Linked DNA regions of Mus musculus: region 2 is linked to region 1. Evidence: chromatin loops called from intact Hi-C (ENCODE). Cell type or tissue: heart. All regions are shown on one strand. Links, peaks and the distances in the headings refer to the core of each region. The heading gives the core; the rest is flanking DNA. Region 1 overlaps Gm20619 (predicted gene 20619). Region 2 overlaps Gm20619 (predicted gene 20619).

The links. Hi-C counts contacts between places; a loop is a spot of excess contacts. Peaks named below come from ENCODE experiments on the same cell type or tissue, not always from the same donor. Only the 100,000 strongest peaks of a DNase experiment are listed, where the experiment ranks them.
Region 2: a loop joins it to region 1, with 2.1 times the contacts of the local background. A loop is called at or near these places in 2 of 42 quality-filtered maps.

Annotation. Positions count from the first base shown.
Region 1 is chr6:6,366,960-6,376,301 of GRCm38, reverse strand. The region is part of intron 3 of Gm20619 (predicted gene 20619); the gene reads right to left. Among named protein-coding and RNA genes, the nearest start is that of Gm52888, 19 kb to the left of the region's middle. In heart, for the core only: no CTCF peak of the experiment used is centred there; a DNase peak (open chromatin) is centred at 4,321.
Region 2 is chr6:6,295,039-6,304,380 of GRCm38, reverse strand. All of the region lies in intron 1 of Gm20619 (predicted gene 20619), which reads right to left. Among named protein-coding and RNA genes, the nearest start is that of Gm34749, 24 kb to the left of the region's middle. In heart, for the core only: no CTCF peak of the experiment used is centred there; DNase peaks (open chromatin) are centred at 3,190 and 4,980; H3K27ac peaks cover 1,342 bases.

The DNA.
Region 1 (9,342 bases), core at 562-8,561:
ACTGCTCTGCCTCCTTTCCTTCTGCGTTTCCCTCCTTTGTCCCCATCGTCCCTATTTCTTACTAAACTGCATGAGGTTTTTATCACATGAAGAGTGCATAAATATGTTTTCACCTTTTCTAACATGAAGACAATAAATGTTGATCCCTCCTAATTACCATGTCTTCATTTCCCCAAACTTCTCCTCTTACCCTTAATCTTGTTTTCCTGTTCATTTTTATTTCACCTATTTTCTGACTAGAGTTTCACTCCATTTCTTTCTCACCTTCCTTTTTAGTAGTTTCACCAGTTTGTGTTACACATCACAGCTTTTTATTTTATTTTATTTTATTTTATTTTATTTTATTTTATTTGCATTGGTGTTTTTAACTACATGTATGTCTGCTTAAGTGTTTGGCTCACCTGGAACTGGAGTTACAGACTGTTTGTAAACTGCCATGTGGGTGCTGTGAGCCCCTGTCCTTTGGAAGAGCAGTCAGTGCTCTTAACCACTAAGCCATCTCTCCAGTCCCCAAACATAAAATCTTACCACCAAAAATATTCTTCTGAGAAACGCAATGTAGGCATGCTATAGGACACAAAAGCAAACAAAGAAACATCCCAGAACACCAGAGGGGTCTCAGCATCTGCAAGACAGGCATTCAGTGAATTGAATGCTGCTCTCAGTCCATCCTACCCCACAGAGAAGAGGTCAGACAGCAACAGTCCAGTGATCCATGAATTTTCTTGAGAATGAAACACTTCTGCATCCCTGCCATGGTATAGTGTTCACGGAGAAGAAAGTCTGATTCACTGCAATGGTCTTTTGGTTCTTGTAAAGAACTTGTCATGACAGTACCACAAAGAATGGGGAAAGCCAGTCTACAACTAGGATTGCTAGCATCCTTGTGTGCAGGGCCATACAGTTACCATCCTTCAACTTTAAAAGTGTAGGTCACTGAAGAGGTCCAGCACTGGCTTATAAAAGGGCTTGGACAAAACTTGGTGTTTTCCTAGGTCATGTTGGCAAACAAGCAGAGAGGAGAAAGCTAAAGAACAGTTCCTTTGACCAGAATGTGTTGTTTGGAATTGTATTTTTTTTTTGTTCCTTTCAAGTTCCAATAGTTATACATGGAGTGACTAAGGGTACAGTTAGCACTCGGTAATTTTTGCCTCAATAAAATACTATTGGCAAAAATAAAGATCCATGTTTTCTTGACCCGGATACTGCTGCAAAACACAGAGCACTTTTGAAAATAAATGTAAGATGCAGTGTTTTTGAGACACTGTGCAGTTTAGTAATCTCAATTGTGTAAACACACACGTTTGCACACATCCTTGAGAATATATATATAATCTCTACTTTAAAAAACAGAGCAGGCAGGCTGAAACATAAAATTACAGACCACTTTGGCACACGGCGAATAGGATGAACTAAATGGCTTCATGTGATCTGTGTTCTCAAAGAACTTTTTTTTTTTTTTTTTGGTCTTTTGTTTCGCCTTTTCCAGTATTCTTCTTTTAAGAAAGCACAAAAGGTGTCACTGAAGTCCTTGCCACAGCTCAGTCTTCCTCTTCTTAAGAGAGAGGCAGCCTTCTGAAATGCTGTAAACCCTTCCTGTTTGAAGTTTTAACAGTGTGTCCACCCTCGGTCAATATATAACACTGAGGAGTTCTTTTAAAAACACTGAATTCTTTTTTTATTTTTATTTTTATTTATTTATTTATTTGATATTTTCTTTATATACATTTCAAGTGCTATCCCAAAAGTTCCCTATACACTCCCTCTGTCCTGCTCTCCTACCCACCCACTCCCCCTTCTTGGCCCTGGCATTCCCCTGTACTGGGGCATATCAAGTTTGCAGGACCAAGGTTCCTCTCTTCCCAGTGATGGCTGACTAGGCCATCTTCTGCTACATATGCAGCTAGAGATATGAGCTCTGGGGGTACTGGTTAGTTCATATTGTTGTTCCACCTATAGGGTTGCAGACCCCTTCAGCTCCTTGGATGCTTTCTCTAGCTTCTCCATTGAGGGCCCTGTGTTCCATCTTATAGATGACTGTGAGCATCCACTTCTGTATTTGCCAGGCACTGGCATAGCCTCATACGAGACAGCTATAACAGGGTCCCTTCAGCAAAATCTTTCTGGCATTGTGCAATAGTGTCTGGGTTTGGTGGCTGATTATGGGATGGATCCCTGAATGGGGTAGTCTCTGGATAGTCCATCCTTTCGTCTTAGCTCCAAACTTTGTCTCTTTAACTCCTTTCATGGGTATTTTGTTCCCTATTCTAAGGAGGAACCAAGTGTTCACCCATTGGTCTCCCTCTTCTTGATTTTCTTGTAAAACAGTGAATTCTTGACAAGATTATGCCATAAAAAAATCACTGATTCACTTAATACATGTCTTTCTTAAATACAGTCTATATTCAACATATTTTGTAATATTTTTCAATATTTAGACCAAGATAGAGTACTCCCACTAGTATGCAAGAGCTAGCACACTTGACAAACTTTTCCCTCAAATATGGGTAGATACTACTTGCTTCTGAAGAACTGCTGACCATACAGTTCTCAATAGCACCACTAGTTATCGGCAATGTTTTACATAACCATTATCATAATAAATCAACTTGGACTTTCCTCCAGCATTTGAATTTTGGTATAATTGAAACAAGGCTGACCCTGAGCTGATGAGCAGATACTTGTAGACTCAATTCTCAAATGCATTGTGTGGGGAGTTGTTAGACCATTCTGTTTTTTATACATAGTAAAAATGAATGTCCCATGATATTAAAAAAAAAAAAAAGATGTGGAATCCAGACCCCAAGCTTTTCTTTTCTTACAAGCTCTGCTTGTAGTCTTTGAAGATGGAAGTTGCAGATTCAAGAAGAAAAAGAGCCAGTTTAGAAAAGCATGTGACTTGACAGTCATTAAAACAAATCCCAGAACATATACCTAGCCCAACAGCATAGTTGTGATGTTTGAATCACAGAGGATACTAGCATGGACTGCAAAAACTCTACAAATTCCCAAAAAAGTTATCCTCAGCCTTTGTATTGTGCATTTCTGAGGACAAAGTATAGACTCTGTCCTACAAAGCCATAAAAGGAATTCTCTTTCCCTGAAACTCTGAAAAAAAAAAAACTCCTGATGTAAGGGGAAAATGAGGAAAACTGAGAACATGTACTACGGGCTCCATAAAAAACCAACAGGAAGTTAACAGTTGTGGGTACCACTGTTAATCTGATACTTGGGCAGCACTACAGTGTCTGGGTGGATAATACCCATAGTGTCTGGGCTGTACTTGTAACCAGTCTCTTACTTCTTAGTCTCCTTGCTAAAGAAGCAGTTTTAGGGAACCCTGACCCTGTACACCATAACAACCATTGCCATCAGGGTTCACGCAGCCATAGCAGCCAGTCTTCAGTTAAGGGAATTCTTAGGTAGCAGCATTTAGTATAAGAATATCTACTGGCACTGGAATTTTCTAATTCATCATGAAGACCCTGGTTCAGTAATGGTCCCTCTGGTCCTGAAAAATGAGGCTAAGATGAGTTTAGGAAGCCTTGTGTTATTTTAGCATACCAGACACGTAAAAGATGAATAGAAATGTCATTGGATATTTGCTTTGGCTAGCCCATCCCAAGGATGTGTCTTTCCTGGTGAGTCACACAATCCATAACACTAGGTCTTCAAGATGAGAACAGACATGGTATGTTTCCCTAGAATAATCCTATTTCCCTTGTGAGCTGTAACCAGAGCTCCTTGCCTACCGAGCAAAGAGTGATGGTAGTGATTCTGGCAATCAACAAGAAGAACTTTTACAAGAGAGAATGAGCTTTTCCATGTCAAGCCTGTTATTACATTCAAATGGACATAGAGTTCGAACTACTCACTATTCAAGGATGGAGGTAACTATTCAATGAGACAGAATATTGCTTGTTGATTCTTGGAGGTTATACTGGGAATAAAAGAGTTTAATGTTTCACTCAATAGACATGTATTTAATAAGCGATTTGATAATAGCATTTTAGAGGTTCTTCTTATCTAAAGATAAAATTATGCTTCTAGCAGAGAAATAATGTCTAACATATTCTATTGTCAACTGTGCAGGCTTGTTTTATTCACCATTTGGGCAAGGCTTAGGGTTAAAAGATCTCACCAATCCATCAGTAAGGGGCTCTTGTTGCTGGGTCTTAAACTCGGGAAGGGCTCAGAAGAAAGTGAAAAATAGAAGCCACTTGGGCTACATCAGAATGAGTCACTGGGTAAAGAATGCCTTTCGCTGAGGTTATATAATTGGTCTACATTCACTTGGCCCCTACCCCAGAACAAGACAGCTACGGCTGAGCAGATGCCTTACACATAGGAGGAGCTAGAGCATGTGTTGAGTGACAACAGTTTGATAATGGATTTGAGCATGACATCATCATTCTTTCCTGCTGGCCTGGAGTTTACTCTTCCCTTGGAACATAAAGGAGTGGAGATCGTAAAGCTGAGCCAACTCCAGTAACAATAACATCTGCTTAATGAGCCCTTAGCATATTATCAGGCCATATTCTAAATATCTTACACATGTTAACTCTCATAACAAGCCAAGGAGATGACTGTCACAGTCCATTTTATGAATGGAAAACCGAGGCCAAGAAAACCTAAGTTGTGTATTTAAAGTCATATGGTTTATAAGTCACACACTCTGGGTTCAAACCCAGCCAGGCTGTTTCATTTCAGGATCTGTAGACTTAATTACTGTCTTAAACCATGGCTTTTGGAACAGAAACAGTGACCAAAAGCCTTGTTTTAAAACATGTACGTGTTTTGAGAGGCTATTTCATGACAACAGTGCAATAGAATGTGGTGATTTACAGCACACAGGCCCTGGAACCAGTGAGTTTTTTCTTTCAAAAAACATTGCCCATGGCTCACTGGTGGTTCTACATAGATTGCCAACATTAAACTGTAGGTAGTATGCCTTGCCTCAGAGAGACTTTCTGAAGATTAAGTAAAGCTTTTAGTGTGTTTGTTACACATGGTAATGATAAGGATAATGATAATAATTGACATTTATTGAGTGTTTGCTATTTACTTGCTAAATATCTAATAAATTCTGATTAAAACATCTTGGTGTGCTCAATGTCTATCACATTTGGATGGTTTCTAATCTTCTCTAACAACAGAGACTATAGTTACCGTCAATTAATTTAAGGACTTTATCAACTACAAACTAATAGTTAGCTTCAAAAACTGGTTCTACAAAAGCTCTACTCACTAAAAAGAAATGTTGAGTCAATGAATTAAAGACAGCTAACCAAGGGTTGCTTCCATTGCATCCCTGCTGACGACATCAGTAAACATTTTAACACCTGCCTTCACCATTTCTTTCCACCCACGTAGGAAGACCCAGTATCAAATCTAGTAGTTGTTCTATCTTTTAAAAATTGTGAGATAATTTAGACATAAGGGAAAACAGAGAGAACAGTAGGCCAGGACCAGAGAGGACATACTAGCTCTTTCATGAACCATACTTAATCTTAGAATACCCACAGTCTTACTGTAATTCGCAATGGAATCCAAGAAGACTGGCCTCACAATAGAAGGATCGTGCCAATAGTCCTTAGGTAGCACTAATCTGTGAAGGTCAACCGGTGGCAACATTTTTATTCTCTAGGATTTCATAAGAGAAAGGCTGTTGTTTTGCATCATCCAGTTGAAGCTGAAGAGAAACCTTTGGCAAGTGGATGGAGATGAGGGGAAGGAAAATATGGTAAGAGTTAGGTGGAGTTTCAGGATCACAGCCAAATGCAGTCCAGACCTGGCAAGGAGCTGGGAATGAAAATGGGCCAAGATGAATATCTAACCTTCAGTCTACGACTATAAATTAGGGGATATGAGAGAAGACTGCCACGGGATAACTAAGGGCTTCCTGGGTATGGCATAAAAAAATGAGAGTTTAGGGAAGCTGGCTGTCTTAGAATAGTAGTGGTTTATACACTACAAGTCTCTTGCTACAGGAAAGCACATGCCTCTATTTGGGAATCTGTTTAATAGGTCTCAGGCTTCCCCCTGGAATAACGCAAGATATTTGTATAGGTATGCACATATGTAGTTTCCTGAAGGGAAGAGATTATCTCTTTTATTTGATTCTCAAACATTCTATTACCGCATAGCCACAGCAAGTGAACACTATCTAGGCTTCATAATTTGGAATTGACATCGATCAGGCACATTGACCTTTTTAATATCACAAAGAACACAAATAACATCCATTAAACAAAAGCATTGCAGCATGTTGCAACTCTTCATCCCCAAAGAGCACTCAGCTATCAATGAGCAGTACCTGCTTTTGATGATATAAATCACAAGAGAGACCAAAGCCTGATCAGCAGGCTGAGTTCCCTTTGCAAACACTGCATCCCTCCATCCTGGCCATTGCCTCTCCATTCTTATGCCTCTGATGGCTATCACAGACGCTAGCTAATGTATCCCTAGGAAGGGGCTTTCAGATTGGCATTTACAAAAGGCTCTCAACCTAACAAGGTTCCTGTGGCACAGAGAAAAATGGAAGGAGTTTTCTTTTATAAACATAAAACTATTGAGTTTAAGCTCCTTTAAAGGCCAACGGGTTATTTCCTTACTGCTTGTTTATTATGAAACAATGTCCTTATGTCTTGATGCTGATGGTCAACATAGTCTGTCCTTTGTTGTTAACTCTACTTGATCAATAGTGGCTCGACATTTTCAGAAAGCTTTGTCAAGCCTGTGAAATCAGAACTGTGGGGCTCAGAAGCAGTGCCTGTAGCTGACAGGAGAGTGTGGCAAGAAAACCGTCAGGTAAGTTTCTGTTCTCCAGGCCTAGTGCCTATTTGTAGAACAGAATTTTTTTCCACTGCGGCACTGAAACTAAATATGCACAATAGCTTTGTATGTTTATTTGTTAAGAGGTGCTTGGCTTACACAGTGAGGATGGCCGCTGGAACGTTGAAGTTCCACCTTTAACTGCAAATGTGCCCAACATCCCATTCAGTAAATGTCTACTGAAAGAGAATTGACTTGGCTCATCCGACACATAGGAGAGCTTCTCACACAGCTCCTGCCTATCATGAGCCACATTCATCCAGTTGGCACCCAGCACAAGGTCCCTTGCCTTACGTGAGTGGGTGGCAGGCTTTTATAGCATGGCTCTATTTGATTTTATTTCCAACTTGCTCTGTAAGTGACATGATCACTCAACTAGACTTTGCCTTGTACTTGCAAGGAGTGAAAAACTCACTGTTCTTGTTGCCTGACAATCTTTGTTTAAAGACAATAAGTGTATGGGCTACTTAGGAAAACTGTCTTTAACATAATTACGTGCTCTGGGAATTATGGAGGTGAAACATTTTCATCTTAGCATAAACAAAAGTCAAGGTGCTCTTGAGAATAACTATGATTAGCACATTGCTGGCCTTCATACTCACATTTCAGACATTTTTAAATTCTACGTGCTTTTATTCTTTATGTATAATTGTAGCTAAGACTGTTACATTTGAATAATTTCCTTTCAAATTCATACACTGGAAAAATATCGAAACAAACTATGTAAAACTTACAATGGGAGACAAAATATTATTAAATGCATTCACCAAGAGAAAGTCATGTAAGGAGTATTTTGTACAGCCTTCGTCCATGTAACTTCAGGCATGGCCTTCCTCTGATCAACTCTACAGAGAGTAAAAGCTACCTCCAAGGGTCATTTTAAGAATTAAGTGTGCTAATATGTGTGTTCTAGCACTGGGCATGACACATGGCAATCAGTGACTTTGCCCAATTAATGCCATTCGTATTATTGCACACTTGAAGTAGCAGTTGTAGAATAGTTTAGCAGCAGGAAAAAAAGAGCACACCAATCTCGCATCGTTTCTTTTCGCCATTACGTTACAACTTCCCTTCAATTCATCTCCATCATGGCTTTCTGAGAGAACAGCAGGATAGAAATAAGTTCAATCATTCCTCATCTCAGACCTCACAAAAATCTTGGAAAATCCTCTCTGATCGTCAACACATCTCCATCTAGAGCATCCACTATGCACATGGGCGCACTTGCACAGATGGCCAGTTTTTGTGAGATCCTTTCAGAATCCCAGTGAGCATCCTCGGACGAGGCTCATTCTTTAGCCTGACTTATATTTTTATTGTAGACAGAAATGTAAGCAGTGTGGAATGCCACTTAAAAACATGAGCCTTGCAGGCAGATGACTTGGTTGCAAATTCTGGCTCTGCTTTGTTCAATTATTCCTCCTTCCTCCAAGGTTCTTTGTCTGTGAGGGCACCTTTACGGGAAAGCCATGGGGGTTAATTGAGAGGTTGTGTATGAAGCTCTGCGTCCAGCATCTGGCGCCTTGTAAATGCTCAGTAAGCTTCAGCTATCATTCTTTGCTGCAGATGTACATTTTTGTCTCGAAAAGTTCCTTTGGAGTCTTTACTGTTCTTTCCTCTCGGTGCGTATGAGTTCCTCTCCATCTCTAAACCTGTGGAGCGTATAGTAGTTGTCTTCTATAGTCTTTGTTTACTAATTCTGTCATCTTTGCTGTTTCCTATTCTTTCTACCAGGTGATACGCTCCTAACTCTTGATCATATTTTATTGCTGCTTTTGCATATCCGATGCTGTGATTTAGATGTAGTTTGAAGTATTCCCCAAAGGTTCAATTGCTCGAAGTTTCAAGGTGGGGCCTAATGGAAGATGTCTTAGATATTTGAAGTGCTGCTCTCAGAATGAAGTAATATAGTTCTTGCAGGACCCACTTAGGTCTAATTTAAAAAACCAAAAATGCCTCTGCCCAGCTAGGCAGTAGTGGCTCATGTCTTTAAAACCAACACTTAGGAGGCAGAGACAGGCAGGCAGATCTACAAAATGAGTTTGAAGCCAGCCTGATCTACAAAATGAGTTCCAGTACAGCCAAGGCTACAAAGAAAAACCCTGTTCAAAGAGAGAGAGAGACAGAGAGAGAGACAGAGAGAGAGAGAGAGAACCTCTGCCCATCCTGCAACCTATGTCTCAGTCAGAAACCAAGATAATATGGCTTCTTATTCATGGATATTCAGCTTCAAAACTATGAGTAAAATAAAATGCATACCTCAAAATATTTGTATACAACAACAGAAACAATAATATACCAATGACAGCTTTTTTACATTATAAACTTGGTTATTAGCTGCTTTGTGTTGTACATTTCATTTAATTGATGTTGGATTTTGATTTGCTACACATTTGGGTTACCTGGAATAAATTTAGAAACCTCAAAGCTTGCTTTTCAAAAGTGCTAGGGTATATTCAGAGAGGCTTTGTGTCCTTGTAATGTTTCGCCAGCAAAACACACTCGGAC
Region 2 (9,342 bases), core at 489-8,488, 72 kb after region 1:
ACAAATTTGTCCTCTGGTGAGCACACACACACACACACACACACATACACACAACTGTGGGTTCATGTGGCCCCAAAATGGGAAACATTGAAGGAAGACTCCAGTTTCCTCTTATCTTTTTTGAACTACCTTGCTAGCTCACAGGATACAGCCAGAAAAACAAAGAAAACCATCTCCCCAGGCCTCTAAGAGGGCATGTGACAAATTGCAGAAAATTATAGCCAACATTTTGTGGTTGCTGGTCTTCCCCGGGTTACACACTAGCAAAGTCCTGGGGGGAAAAAATAGCAAACTCCAAAGATCAAAGTTTCCATGCTGCAGAGGGGACTTGCTTTTGTCTGGCACCTCCTACCCCCAAGCCCTTTTTGTCAATCACAAAGCAGTCCTTGCAAAGTTCAGAGCTGACATTGTCAGAGGCTAATGGTGCCTTTCCCGGCTTGCTCTGTTCTGTGTGCTAGCCCTCTCAGACCTCCGGTTCCCTTCGGGCTGTTTACATACAATTTCCTTCTGGGTGGAACTTTGTTTTTCCTTTCCTTCTTTTGGGGCTGTTGATTTTTCTTAAAATAGGAGGTCATTTCAGGCAGAACTGTGTTTTCGCCCTTTGCTTCCTCTATGGCTGGGACTGGCACTCTTCTGGGCAGAAGGAAATTTCCACTTTGTTTACGAGGCTAGCTTGGTTTTCTTTGGATTTCCCCTTCACTTACTGGGTTTGGAGCTTGGAGTTCCTCCGATTATCTAGGATCATGAAAATCACTTGGAAGATAGTTCTCTGGTTGATTTGTTTACCTTAATAACTCTGCTCTTCTAGAAGGCACCTCTAACTTACTTCCTCGTATCTTTCCAGTGAACCTAAGCTCCCTAGATGCACACCTCTGCATTCTAACCTGTTAACCTCGTCTTCCTCCCAGCATCCCTTAGCTGTTGTTGTCAATCTGGATTTTTTTTTTTTCCAAACAGCACTCTGAACCAATTCCAATGTGAGTCATAGCCTTATACTTTTGGATGGAAAAGCAATTTTCTGTTTTCTCTCTAAAATGCAGCCGTGCTCCACAGCCGTTCCTAGGATCGGCAGACATGGTGGGTCCTCCCTACAGAGTAGTGTCAGTGTGCACCCAGAGGCAAATGATCTGCCTTAGACTCCATTAAGAGTTTCCTCTGGACCTGTGGAAGAATACACTCTAAGAAGAGAGCACATTCGTTGAAAAGACTTGTGTCCAAGAACATGTTTTCTAAAGCTAAGCAGAATAATAAATCATCCTAGAGGTAAATCGTAGATGGCTGTAGTAGGTCTGAAACAAAAAAGAATTATTAGTTATGAAATGGTTTCTTTAAGGCCACTGTGGTTAGGTGACAGGGCCACGATTACACGGAAGCTAAGTTAGATGGAGTCGAGCGACCAGGTGTCTAGTGTGAGTGTTCAGCACAAGCCCATCCTGTTCCACTAATATTTCGCACTCCCTGGAACTGGAGTTGAGGTGGGGAAGCGCTGTAGAGAAAGTGTACTGAGAGGAGAGAGAGAAAGGCAAAGATAAAGGAGAAGACAGGTAACGACGAAACAGGAAGCAAGTCTCCGGGCACTTCAGAGTGATGGCTAGGAGTCTGGGTTTAGAACAAATGTAGGGTGGGTGGTTAGCTGCCTTGGTCCTTGCTGAGTGGCCACAGGCAAGTTTCTTCCTCTGTCTACCCCTCAGATTTCTCATCTGTAAAATAAGCATAGTAAGAGATCTGTTTCCGTGAGTCAGTGGAAGGGAGTGTGTTAGACTTAGCTCTTGTCATAGCCAACGGGTAGTCTTTACAGTGAAAATACTCAGCAGGCCAGCCCTGCCTTTACTAGAACACTCTGAGGAGTGGGTCTCCATACTACCTTCATTTTGCCAGTGAAAAATGAGGGATTCAAAGAAAATAAGCAATTTCTCCCCTGCCTCAGAGCTAAGTGATCAAGCCAGGCTCCCTTCCCAAGGGAATTAGCATCAAGTCCCTTAACCACTTTACAGCTTTGGACATCATTTTAATATATGATGGGGTCTTCACTGGTCTTAGACTCCGTTCACCTTGACCTCACTGATTTGCTGTAGAAAGCTGAGTGTACCACACTGTACCACATTGTTTTCAGCAGAGATACTCAGAATGGTCAGTCTGCTATACATAGCATGTCTGCATATGCATGTACATGCATAGACTTATATACACAATGGAGAATCTGCAAACCACACTGAGCTATAAACTGATACTTCAAAAATATTTTCTATAGAATAAACAGAGAGATAGGTTTCTAATATATATTTTCTTTAGAGTTAGACCAGAATCAGTCAGCTTAATTATAATTGCACCTGGGCTTAGTGATATATACCTATAATCTCAGTACAGGGGAGGCTGAGACAGGAGGAGTGTGAGCTACAGCCCAGTCTGAGCAACACAGTAAGATTCCATAGCAAAATTAAAACAATTAAAACAAAACAAAACTCATTCCACCGAGATTTCTGGGTAACATTATTCTCTACAATACAGTAAATACATGTGGTTTCAGAAATCACAGAGTTGCATAGCTTCAATTCCAAAGGTAGGAATTGCTCTAATTGATTCAGGTTCTAGAAAAGCAAGTTTTAAACTGATGATGAAAATCCAAGAGATAGTTTTGTTTTATTTTTGTTTGATCAGAGAGATGTGATTTGAAGAATACGCAGCAACATGGACCCCTAAGATCAGAAATAGAAATACAAAGCAAGCCCAGAAGTTTATCCCAGTGATACATACGCTAGGGACCAGAAGATAAGTTTGCATGCTTTGATCACTTTCTAATGCTCAAGTGCTACTTATGTTTTAATTATATAGTTGACGTCATGTCCCCTGTGACCTCATTTGGTTTACACAGAGAAACCACGTCAGCAAGGTCTACAGGTGACATGTGATGAATCGGTTTTACACAGGAGAACACAGGTGCAGGGATTCCACTACTTGGCCTAGGTCACACAGCTGTTCCCATGCAAAGTCTGACTTATCAGCTGCCACTGCTTTTACCGAATGTGAGTCCATTGGCATTTCTAATGAGCCTAGTGTGTCACCTTACCTAAACCAAGGTGGGTGTTTGCCAAGGCTTGGGAGCTAGGAGTGATGTTTGTAGGAAAGACTCCAGAACAAGAGGTGGCAGACCATGGCTAACTGCCATTCCAAACCACCTCCAAATGTCCCAAAGGAGAGTTGGAAGAGAGAAGGTCACTGGCAGGGGAGGGAAAAACTTCCAAGTACAGAAAACCCCATCGTCCCCACAGCTGGCACTGTGCATCCCAAGTTTTATGTGGTATTAATACAACTGGCTCTTGACTCAAGCTTGAGTGGTTGAATCCTGGCGCCACCCTGAACCCTCCACGTCTCATTCTTTGCCGGTAGGGTGGATTTAAGGATCATGTGAGTGCTGCAGAGCTGATGAGAGAATTCAACACAAAAATAAGTGTAGAAAGGCTCCACGTGTTAACTGACACACAGGAGGTAGGTGCTGGCTTTTCCTGTTTGCTTCACTTTTGTCATGTCTGTTGTGTTGAGAACTGAACCCAAGATCTTGCACATGCTCAGTGCACAGAAACGTCTCAGTAAATTCCACTGTCTTTACTGTTTCCTGCAGAAAGGGAAGCCCCAGAGTGTTCTGGTTTGCTTTTTTGTTACTATGATAAAACATTCTGACCAAAGGCAACTTAAGGGAGAAAATGTCTTATTTTGGTTACACTTCCAGGTTACAAGCCATTGAAGGGACGTTGGGACAGAAATTCAAGTGGAACTGAAGCAAAAAGCATGGAGGAATGCTATTTACTCACTCTCTAGCTCAGTCACAGGCTGATGCTTCACCAGGGCTTTACACAGCTCAGGTCCTCCTGTATAGGGAATGGCACCCCCAACAGTGGGCTGGGGTCTCTTACATCAGAGATAAAGAAAATGCCTCACAGTCAGGCCAACATGCTAATGTGATCAGGATCTCAGTTGCAGTTCCTTCTTCCCAGGTCACATTGACAATGAAAACTAATCAAGGCACAGAACTGGGATTTTCAGCTAAACTACAGAGATCACATTCTCTACCGCAATCCCACACTCCATTGTCCATCTGTCTGAACTGCCTTTTCCAGGTTTACCCATTCACATTCTTCCTCTCTCCCATCAAGCTTCTGTTCTAATGGTCTTCAGAGTAACCTCACCTGGCTGCCCAACCCAAAGCAGGCCCCTTGTCACTTCCCATAGCTTTAAACAGCCAGATTTCACCCCACACTGTGGCTGGTGAAGCAATCACACACAGTTTATCTTTTCATTTAATTCCTCATGGGTTGCTATCTCTACTACCACAAAGAAATCTCCATGAGAGTAGTTTGCTACAGCTTACAACATTTTTTTTTCCTAAAGAGCAGTCAATGTCTTATCTTTTTGCATTGAGGCTATCTATTAATTAGTAAAATTCTATTAACAACTATATCTAATATATCAGCAGATGAAGTGATAACACTTTTAAAAGTGACTCCAAGCAAATTCAAATGTTCTCCGCGAGATGAGGCACCGTTATCATTTTATTTTGGAGGTAACCATCCCCAGAGACTTCTACAGAGAGCACTGGGCCTTCCATGCAAAGCACATTTTAAAACTACAGAATCTACTCCGCAAAGTAAGTTGGGGAGGTAAGCGCTGTATAGCTGCTAAAGATCTTGGGAGGTTGAAAAGCAAACTAGGCACTCTGCTCACTCACTTCCAGCTCCAGGGCTGTGTCTCCTGTCGGGGTCATTAATCAATCCCATTACGTTATAATTCCTCCCCACGCTAAGAAAACACAACCCAAACAGAAGGAAGCATTTCCTGCACTTGCCACTTACCCCTAAATATGAAGGGTAGCCGTCTAAAAACTTCAGCCTTCCTGAGATTAGCTGGAGAAGGTCTGCACAGTATCCACTGGATGTGTCCGGAAAGAAAACGTGCCAAGCGCATTGAAGGGTGAGAACATGACTTGATTCTGACTGCTCACATTCAGGGCTGTTTCGCAAGCTCAGATAAAGCAATGCAGAGCTACCCGGGATGACAGGACTAAAATAAAACAAATCATTTGCAATGTGATTTCCTGCTGAGCAGTGTGCTAAGCTGCCCACTGTGGGTAGTTGTTAACTAACACAGAACAGACCTTGCAATACTGAATGGCAAATCCCTTCATAGGACAAATGACATTGCATGGATATTAATGAATGGGGGCCAAAGGAAAGCCACATGATATAATGGAATCATTGGTTCAGTGGCTGCAGCTGAGGAAGACAATGCTGTACTTCATCAGAGAAGGGCAGCTTGATCCGGTATGATGGGCCTAAGGAGGAAGTGCCCTCTGGGACGGTCTAGCTCACACTCATTAAAGAGGTTCAAGCAACAGAGAGTGGCTTGCTTAAAGAGCAACACAATCTAACCTTTTTTTTTTTTTTTAAATTGAGACAGTGTCTTATGTAGTCTAGTCTGGCCTCAGGTTTGCTGGGCAACCAAAGATGACCTTGAACCTCTGCTGCTCATGCCTCTGTCCCCAAAGTGCTGTCGTTATAGGCATGTGACACTCCATCGATTTATGCAGTGCTGGGGATCCAACTCAGGGCCTTGTGCCTAACATGCAATGTAACATAATCTGTCAGATGCCTGCTGGATGTGTGTTAGAGACTGGAGGATGAAGGGCCAAAGACTCAAGACATTCCTGCTGTTGAAGAAGAACAAAGCGTGGACTTAGATAAGCCCTCTCGTTTAATTCAGTTCTTGTAAGGATCTAGGAAAGTAGAGAGGTTCTGTATAGACATCATCTTAGAGCTAAGGAAGCGGGAGTTCAGAGCGGTGAGAGATATGCCCAGATCTTCATGTGAATGAGCTCTGAAGCCCAACGTGGGCATGACCACAAATCTTGGCTTCACTGTGACCTCATCCTGCTTGATGACCCACCATTAGACAAAAAGCTTCCTTTTGTATGTATTTTAAGGTCAATTAAAATCTACCCAGTAACTCTAAACTTTTCATCACTTCATTATGTCATTAGGAACATGATTTAACTTTTTATCATAAAGATGCTGACCACATGGAATGGAAAGATGGCTCAGTGGTTAAGAGCACTTGCTACTCCTTTAGAAGACCCAGGTTTTATCACCAACCCCATATGGTGGCTCACAACCATCTGTAACCTCAGTTGTAGAGGATCCAAAAGGTAAAACATTCATAGGTGAAAAGTAAAATAAATTGATTAAATAAAAATTTAAAAGTTACAAAAAAAAAAAAAGACACTGACCATGTGGCAAAGGCAGGCCACTTTTACCCATAGAACAATTCAGTATTTAAGATTCCATACAGCTCTGAGATGCTCAAAAGATCACACAGTCCTTAAATTATAATTCTTGGGTTTAGCACCCAATCAGAGCTAGTGTATCTGTCTACTATCCTCACGTCATAATGGAGGCCTTCTACCACTTTCAGAGGCCTTTCACCTTCAGTCGGCCTCTCTTCATTAAGCACTTTCCATTTGCATGTTCTTTCCTGACTTTTTTTTTTTTAATGTGTGTGCATGTTTGTGGTGTGATGGTATACATGGGGAAGTCAGAGTTAATTGTTAGTTGTCATCCCCAGGAAAGCCACCCACCTCCATTGAGATGCCCTCTCATTGGCCTGGAGTTCTTAGGGCAGGCTGCAGTAACAGGCCAGTGAGCTGGAGAGACTCCCCTGTTTCTGCCTCCTCAACTGTGGGATTATAAGAACACAGCACTGGACCCAGCACTTTTTATGTGCATTCTGAGGATCAAACTCAGTTATGAGCTTGTAAGGCAAGCACCTTACCCACTGGGATGATTTGAATATACTTGGATTAGGCTCTTGTAGTTTCCTATTGACTTTAATCACATGACATGGTAGTACTTTAACCACAAGAAATGGCTGTACTAAGATCTCCCACTCCAGATAGAATTCTTCTTACTTCAACTGTGGAGAGGCAATCCAATTTCCCCATAATGATCTGGATCTATCACCCCTTCTAACACTGGTATTCCTTTCTTAGCCTGTTGGTTTAAAGGCATTAGAAGTCCAAAATCACCAGGAAGAAGTCTGAGCTTCCAGTTCAATACTCCTGGCAGGAACACTCCCTGCTCTGGAACCAAAACTTCTAGGCCAGCAGAACCTAGGGTGACAGAGCAAGTTCCAAGTAGAGAAAAGCTTAGATCCAGGCATGGTGGTACATACCTTTAATCCCAGCATTCAGAAAACTGAGCCATGTGGATCTCTGAGTTCCGGGTCAATCTGTACAGCAAGTTCCAGAACAGTCAAGCTTAGGCAGTAAATGAGTTGGGAAACAGAAAGCTGGAGATAATGTAATAGAACAAGAAGCCCATGCTCCAGTCTCAGCAAGCAGCAGGACTCAGCAGCTTCTGCCACATAGCTCTAGCTGTAAAGATGCAAGAATAGGAGGGACTACTAGTGCCATTGATGCTGGTTAGCTGGAGCTAAGAAATTAGCAGTGATTAAGAAGGTGATTTCACCAAGGTGAAATTTTCTGGGACATGTTTTCCGAGAACACAAAGAAGTTGTGTTCCAGAGATTGCCCAGGCTTTACCTTGTGCTTCAACAGGACTTGGTAATATGTAAGAATCACCCAAGTGATACTGGTTTTGAAGGCATGAAGGGGTCATGGAAAAGCAGTTTAGGCTTGGCACTGTGAGATGCATGGAAGGCCATTGGTAAAGGTATGGCCTCAGTTGTAGTTGATGGTCCAGGACTGAAGGGATCCTGCAAAGGAGTTGAAGCTCGGCCCATGAAAGAAGCCTATAAGAGCCTTATTGCTGAAGCCTGGTTGCAGTGGAAGACTACAGAGAATTGGAGAAGCCAGTACTGTGAGATCATCACTAAGAAAGAACAACAGCAGCAGTGGAGTGGAGTCAACCAGAGCCTAGAATGCTACAAAGCACAGAGCTGGAGAAGTGACCCAAGCCCTTTGGTGGAATCCAAAATATCATGTGTGTATCCTAGACATTGCCTTGGATACCCCTAGATGTTAGAGATGCCAGAGCCATGGAATACCTATTGAGGAAAGCTGTATACAGGGATTGGAACCAGCCCAAGAGGATGAAGTTTGTTGCTGCTAAATGCCAAATCTGCCAACAGCAGTCAAAAAGGATGAAAGGAGTTGAAGACCTGAAAAACACTTTGACATTGGTCATGGAGATGCAGAGCTTGGAGTTTGTCCAGCTGGCCTTTGGTCTTGCTTCGGTCCAGTATTTCCTCACTATGGTGTTTTGGAATGATAATGTATATCCTGTGATGTTGGGGGTATGTGATCTGCTTTTTTTATTTTGATTTTATAGGGGATTACAGTTAAGTAACTGAATGAATCTCAAAAAGACTTTGAACAGTGGACTTTTAACATTGTTGAGACTGTTACAGACTTTTGAAGTTGGACTAAATGTATTTTGTATTATACTATGGCTAGGAATGCCCCCCTATAGACTCATATGTTTGAACAAGCCTAGCGGTCCAGGGAGTGGAATGTGGTGGTTTGAATATGCTTGGCCCAGGGAGTGGCACTAGTAGGAGGTGTGATCTTGTTGGAGTGGGTGTGGCCTTGTTGAAGGAAGTGTATCATTGTGGGCGTGGGCTTTGAGACCCTCCTCCTAGCTGACTGGAAGACAGTCTCTGCTTGCTGCAGTCCAATCAGGATGCAATACTCTCAGGTCCTTCTTGAGCTCCATGGATGCTGCCATGCTTCCTGCCATGATGATAATGGGCTGAACCTCTGAACCTGTAAGCCAGCCCCAATTAAATATTGTACTTTATAAGAGTTGCCTTGGTAATAGTGTCTCTTCTCAGCAATGGAAACCTTAAGACACTCACTGGACCAACTCCCAGCCTCTTTCCCGACATTTCTGGTCCTTAGCGGTATTTACTCCTTTACCATGGTGGTTCAGGTGCTCCTTCAATTTCTCCCTCTATTTCTAACAAAGTGTTCTATTTCTTACATTGTATTCTTCTACATTTTTATATCACCTCTGAACTTAAAAGGCCCTTGAAAATAAAATCTACCACCATATGTCTAAACTTACCAGCACAGATTCCTGACCTTAGTAAATATTTGGATGATGACTAAGACATCTGTGATTTCCATCCCTCCCTGGGGAGAATTTCTGCATACTTCCACAGGATTTTTTCTCACCTGTACATTTGCTTTATTTCTCCAGTGCTATATTTTTGAGCCTGCAGTAAGGGAAGAGACAGAGACAGAGACAGAGACAGAGACAGAGACAGAGACAGAGGAGAGAGGAGAGAGGAGAGGAGAGGAGAGGAGAGGAGAGGAGAGGAGAGGAGAGGAGAAAG